2 separate regions of the Homo sapiens genome follow, and region 1 is linked to region 2. The links are chromatin contacts, found by Hi-C or POLR2A ChIA-PET in ENCODE. All regions are on one chromosome and are shown on one strand. Each heading gives the region's core, a stretch centred on a gene start or an enhancer-like site at or near the end of the contact. The rest is flanking DNA. Distances are from core to core; before and after follow the strand shown.

Region 1 (3,505 bases), core at 462-2,961, 36 kb before region 2:
GCAGAGCCCATCTTATCATGCCCACTCAGGAACATCAGTGGTGCTCTCTCCTCAGATGTATGAATTTCAGTTCTGTGGGAGCCTTTGTTTAAGCTTCAAAGTTTTTTATTATTTATTTATTTATTTATTTTTTTTAAGATGGAGTCTCGCTCTGTCACCAGGCTGGAGTGCAGTGGTGCAATCTTGGCTTACTGCAACCTTTGCCTCCCAGGTTCAAGCGATTCTCCTGCCTCAGCCTCCCAAGTAGCTGGGACTACAGGCGTGTGCCAGCACACCCAGCTAATTTTTGTATTTTTAGTACAGACGGGGTTTCACAATGTTGGCCAGGATGGTCTTGATCTCCTGACCTCGTGATCCACCCACCTCGGCCTCCCAAAGTGCTGGGATTACAGGCGTGAGCCACTGTGCCCAGCCTGAGCTTCAAAGTTTTAATCACCCTGGCCTCTTCCCTTTGTTCCCTCAGCTGTAGGGGTGGCAACTGCATTCTGCAATTGCTACCTCTGTGGTCCTTTAGAGTTCTCTTTTTGCTCTTTTAGTTACCTAATTAGCAACTTTATAATTACTTAAAAATCCTTTATATTTAATTCTTTCCATACACTGGTGTGGTTTCTGTCTCCTGACTGGGTCTTGCCAGTTACAGAAGTGCAGCTGTGTTTTTTTTGAAAGGTGTCAGGTTTGGTTTTGAGAATATTGAATTTGCAATGACAGCGGGCTATTCAAGTGGAGATAACTTGTACATAGATCAACTATGGCCCTGGAGTTTGTGGGAGAGACATGATCTGAAAACGTTTTGTTCTCGTCAGCACTGATGTGGTCACAGTAACTATGATTGCTTGAGCTCTTCGGGTGAGTGGTGTGAAGTGCCAAGAGCAGATGGCTGAGAACAGCCTCACAAAGAAAAGGTGGCAACATTTTTAAAAATCACAAATTTGAAGATACAATGATGAATTTATGATAAAGTGTTGATAAATGAAGCTCATACCAAGATATTTTTTCTGGCTACACTTAAATTCTTACCCAGCCCATGTTTCGAAGTGTGTACCAATATTGAGGCTATCCTTACAAAGCAAAAGCCTAGGTTCCCTGGAGCTCTTACTTTTCCTCTAGCACCACTAGGGAAAGCCACCAGGTCACAGTGAAGACAGTAATTTATCCTTCCTTCTTTTGATTCTGCAAGTCTACTATCAACACTATAGTGGTACTGCAGAAAGATATAAAAGTTATAAGAAAATTTTATCATCTTATCAGTGGGACTCTCCCCATTACTAACCAGCTATTTTTTAAAATGTCTTTTAAAAAACTTTTATTTTATTTTACTTTTTTGTAAAGACGGGGTCTCACTATGTTGCCTAGACTGGTCTTGAACTCCTGGCCCAAAGTTATCATCCCTCCTCAGCCTCCCAAAGTGCTAAGATTACAGGCATGAGCCACCGAGTCTGGCCTTTTAAAATGTCTTATCAATTTATTCAAACATCTACCGAGTAGGTACTGACACCTGGTGTCAGGTGTCCATTTCTTTGCAGTTTCCTGCCCACCATTGTTCTAAGCCTTTTCTCTCCTGCACCCTCCTCTTGGTGCCCCTCCGTGCCCCTTCTCCTTTGACAGGGGCTATCTGTTACTTTGCTGGCAAAATAAAGACCATGCGAGATAAGCCTTTTAATTCCAAAACAACTCTGTGGCAATTTCTTTCTCTTCCCCATCTTAGGCGAGGAACTGAACTTCCTCTTTCTAAGTTTAAACTAACCTTATGTTTTCAGTCCTCTCTGTTCTCTCCCTTTTCTCCCTGGTGGGTGCTATAACATCTGCAATCAAAGATTTTCTGTCTTAATTATCTTCTTTTTGTCTAGCTTAAGCACCTTTAATTTCTTCTTCTCTCCTCTGCCTGCAGACATAATCCTTTTTCCTCCTTGCTGAAAAAAACAAACAAAAACCCCAAACCCCAAAGCCTTCATTTGACCTTGCTGCAATTTTTATCCTAATTTCCTCATCCTTTTGTTGTTACATGTTTTGAGGACAGAATTCCATTTTCTCAATGCAGAGTCACTCCTTGTTCTGCCCTCTTGACGTCTGCTGCTCCCTCAGCCCTCATCTCTGCCACTCAAACTGATTGCTGAAGGCAACCCTGGGTTCCTCATCCTGAGGCGTGGCGGATTTTTCTCATCCCTCATTGTCTTAGATTTCTCAGTGGTATTTGACACTGTTGATTATCTTTCTTTCTAACTCTCTCCTTTCATAGTTTTCATAGAACAACATATAATTTTCTTCCCATCTTTTGTAACCTTTCGAGACAATTTGGATGACTATATGTGCTGAGCTTAAATTCCAACATATCTACTGCAGTTTGTTGGGGGCATGAAGAAATAATGGTGTCACCGAAAACTGATTGCTGCTAAGATAGGCTTTGTATAATTTTGTCCAATGATAAAATCAACTAGGGGTCTGTCTTCAGCTTGAGAGGTCTTACTATTTGATTGTGTCAGAAGTTGGCTAAAGTAACCAGTCTCATCAGAGAATAGTGCTTGTTGTATAGTCTGTCCCTTGAACCATGCTAGCTAGCTAATCCCTAACACATTTTGCCCTTCCAATCCCTTTCATTCCTCCACGTTTTAACCTTCCAGTTTCTGATCTAGATACATTAATTCATTGTTTAGGATACGATCAAGTTCTATCTTCTGACTTTTTACGTTTATGTCCCAGTGGCATGTATTGGTTTTATTCATTAAACTTAGAGTTCTGGAGGTTTTTCTGCCCTAAGTGTAACACACAGTGCTCTATATAAGAACAACAACAACAACAAAAACAAACCCACTTCATTTGACAGGCTTTTCTCTCTTCTTTCTTTTTTTAATTTTTAATTTTTTTTTTTTTTTTTGAGATGAGGCCTTGCTTTGTTGCCCAGTCTGGAGTGCAGTGGTGCGATCATGGCCCACCACAGCCTTGACTTCCTAGGCTCAAGCCATCCTCCCTCCTCAGCCTCCCAAGTAGCTGGGACTACAGGGGTGCACCACCACACACAGCTAATTAAAAATTAAAAAAAAAAAAGAAATGGGGTCTCACTGAGACAGCCAGATGGGAGGTGGTCCCTGGAGAAACTCCAACCAGCCTGCCAGCTGAGGTGGAGCCTGGGGAAGTTCATGACTTTCGCAGCGGGGAGGAGCCTGGCCCCTCTTCCTGTGTGGAACCTGAGATTCAAAGGGTGGGTGGGATGCGCTCTAGCAGGGGGCTCTGGCCTTGCGGAGGATCCTTGTTTCCCCCTTTTATTTCCCTTTTCATTCAGTAAAACCCTACTTCACTCACCCTTTAAACTGTCTGTGAGCCTAAATTTTCGTGGCAGTGGGACGGACAAGAACCCCGTCTTTAGCTGAACTAAGGAAAGTCCTGCAACATCACTGTGTTGCCTAGGCTGGGCTTTTCTCTCTCCTTAAATGTAGAAGTTGTTTAACATGATCCTGATTTTGAAAAGTAGAATGCCTCTCGGAGATTTTATGTTTGTTATTCAAGATGA
Region 2 (3,216 bases), core at 413-2,912:
GGGAGGGGTGTACACCATCTGCAAATTTGAAAGTAATATAATCTTCTTCCATGGATATTAGAAACGATGTCACAGAAGGAATGTACACTTTCTCTGATATTGGGAGTAATATTATCTTCTCCCCGCCCCCCCGGGTATTAGGAACAATATCGGGGGCTGGGGTGTGTACGCCTCCTGTGATATTAAGAGTAATAGTTTTTCCCCTGGATATTAGGAAAAACATGAGAGGGTGGGTGTACACTCCCTGCAATATTGGAAGTAATATCATCCTCCATCCTCAAATATTAAAAACAATATCCCAGAGAACGTGTACATTCCCTGCGATATTTGGAGTAATATTATCCCCTACCCCCGCTAGATATTAGGAACAATATCACATAGGAGTGCACACCCCCTGCGATATTGGGAGTAATATAATCCTCTTTCCCCTTGGATATTAAAAACAGTATCACAGAGGGGGTGTACGCCCCCTTCGAAATTGGTAGTAACAACATACTCTCCCTCCCGGGATATTAGGAACAATATTACAGGGTGGGTGTACACTCACTGCAATTTTGGGAGTAATATCATCTGCTCCCTTAATGGATATTAAGAACAATATCACAGGCGGGGTGTTTTCCCCACCTGCGATATTGGGAGTAATATCATCCTCTTCCCACCTGAATATTAGGAATAAAATCACAGGGAGGGTGCACACCCCCTGCGATATTGGGAGTAATATCATCCTCTCCCCTCCTGGATATTATAAACGATATCACAACGGGGGGTGTACACCCCCACGATTTTGAAAGTAATATCATCTTCTCCCCAACTGATACTAAAAACATTATCACACGGATGTGTATGCCTCCTGCAATATAAAGAGTAATTTCATCCTCTCCCCTCCTGGATATTAGGAAGAATATCACGGGGCGGGGCTTTGTACGCCCTCTGCAATATTGGGAGTAATATCATCTTCTGCCCCCTGGATATTAAAAACAATATCACAGAGGGGGTATGCAACCCCTGCGATAGTGGGAGTAATATCATCCTCTCCCGCCCTGGATATTAGGAACAATATCATGGTGGGAAAGGTGTACACGCCGTGCGATATTAGGAGTAATATCATCCACTTCCCCTCTGGATTTAGAAACAATATCACAGGGGAAGTGTACACCCCCTGCGATGTTAAGAGTAATATCACGGCTGGGCGCGGTGGCTCACGCTTGTTATCCCAGCACTTTGGGAGGCCGAGGCGGGCGGATCACGAGGTCAGGAGATCGAGACTATCCTGCCTAACACGGTGAAACCCCGTCTCTACTAAAAAAAAAAAAAAAAAATACAAAAATTAGCCGGGCGCGGTAGAGGGCGCCTGTAGTTCCAGCTGCTCGGGAGGCTGAGGCGGGAGAATGGCGTGAACCCGGGAGGCGGAGCTTGCAGTGAGCCGAGATCGCGCCGCTGCACTCCAGCCTGGGTGACAGAGCGTGACTCCGCCTCAAAAAAAAAAAAAAAAAAAAAAAGAGTAATATCATCCTCTCCTTCCCTGGATATTAGAAACAGCCTTACAGAGAGGTGTATACCAACTGTGATCTTAGGAGTAATATTATCCTTTACCCCCCTGGATATTAGGAACAATATCACAGAAAGGTTGTACAACATCTCGATATTGGGAGTAATATAATCCTCTCCACTTCCGCATATTAGAAACAATATCACAGGTGGGGGTGTACATCCCGTGCGTTATTGGAAGTAATATCATTTTCTTCCTTTCTGGATATTCAGAACAATATCACAGGAGGGCTGTACACTCCCTGCAATATTGCGAGTAATATTATCCTCTTCGCCCATGGAAATTAGGAACAATATCACAGGCAAGGTGTACACCTCTTGAGATACTGAAAGTAATATCATCCTTTCCGAACCTGGATATTAGGAACAATATCACGGGGAGTTGTATACTCTCCGCGATATTGAGAGTAATATCATTTTCTCCCTGCTATATTTTAAGAACAATATCACAAAGGGGGTGTACAACTGCTGCAATATTGGGAGTAATGTCATCTTTTTTCTTCTGGATATTAGGAACAATACTACAAGGGATGTGTACATCCCTGCAATATTGAAAGTAATATCAACCTCTGCCACCCTGGATATTAGGAAAAATATCACAGGAGGGGTGTACACCCCTTGCATTACTGGGAGTAATATTATCCTCCCCTAACCTGGATATTAACATCACAGGAGGGGTGTACACCCCCTTCGATATTGAGAGTAATATTATCCTCTCCCTCTCTAGATATGAGAAACCATATCACAAGGTGAATGTACATTCCCTGCAATGTTGGGAGTAATATCATTCTCTTTACCCCTGGTTTTACACCCCCTCTGATATTTGTACTAATAGTATCCTCTTCTGTCCTGGATATTAAAAACAATAGCACAAGGTGGGTGTACACCCCCTGCAATATTGGGAGAAATATTATGCTCTCTTCCCCTGGATATTAGAAACAATATCACAGAAGGGGTGTACACCCCCTGCGACATTGGGAATAATATCATCCTCTGCGTCCCTGAATATTAGGAACAGTGGTTCACCCCCCTGTAATATTGGGCATAATATCCTCTCTCTCTCTCTCTCTAAATATTGGGAACAATATCACAAGTGAGGTGTACAGCCCCGGTGATATTGGGTGTAATATTATCCTCTCTCACTTTGGATATTAGGAACAATACGAAAGAAGGTGCATACACCCCCTGCGATATTGGAAGTAATATCATCCTCACTCCACCTGGATATTAGAAACATTGTCACCTGGGGGTTGTACCCCCCCTGTGAAATTGGGCATAATATCATTATTTTCAACTGTGGATATGACGAACAGTATCACAGAAGAGGTGTATGACCTGTGCGATATTGAGAGTAATATCATCCCTTCCCTTTTTGGATATTAGCAACAATGTTACAGAAGGGGTCTACACCCTCTGCGATATTTGGAGTAATATCATCCTCTCCCCCTTTGGATATTCGGGAAATATAACGTGGGGGTGTACACCCCTAGCGATATTGGAAGTAATATCATCCTCTCCCCCCATGAATATTAGGAACAATATCACGGTGGGGGTGTACACCCCCTGCAGTATTGGGACTTTTCCTTTTCTCACCCTTGTGATATTAGGAAGAATATCACAGGAAAAGTGTACACCCCCTGCGATATTGGGAGTAATATCATTTTGTTT

What was found. Hi-C counts contacts between places; a loop is a spot of excess contacts on that map. ChIA-PET counts read pairs that join two places held with the same protein, here RNA polymerase II (POLR2A). Pooled maps may share reads with other maps.
Region 1: a map of B cell shows a loop between it and region 2 (5-fold over the local background). The contact joins two enhancer-like sites. A Hi-C loop is called at or near these places in 2 of 168 maps with a recorded cell type or tissue (B cell and endothelial cell of umbilical vein), 1 of 37 single-sample maps with no recorded cell type and 12 of 50 pooled maps. POLR2A ChIA-PET finds 5 or more read pairs at or near these places in 5 of 52 experiments (GM12878, PC-9, Panc1 and 2 more).

The regions. Positions count from the first base shown.
Region 1 is chr14:22,747,002-22,750,506 of GRCh38, reverse strand. All of the region lies in intron 1 of OXA1L-DT (OXA1L divergent transcript), which reads left to right. Among named protein-coding and RNA genes, the nearest start is that of OXA1L-DT, 18 kb to the left of the region's middle. Within about 2 kb of position 1,711, at least 4 of the 41 ENCODE cell types and tissues checked have a DNase peak (open chromatin) inside an H3K27ac peak, as active enhancers do; they include GM12878, where a contact is called at or near this core.
Region 2 is chr14:22,711,462-22,714,677 of GRCh38, reverse strand. The region is part of intron 2 of OXA1L-DT (OXA1L divergent transcript); the gene reads left to right. Among named protein-coding and RNA genes, the nearest start is that of OXA1L-DT, 53 kb to the left of the region's middle. Within about 2 kb of position 1,662, at least 3 of the 41 ENCODE cell types and tissues checked have a DNase peak (open chromatin) inside an H3K27ac peak, as active enhancers do; they include GM12878, where a contact is called at or near this core.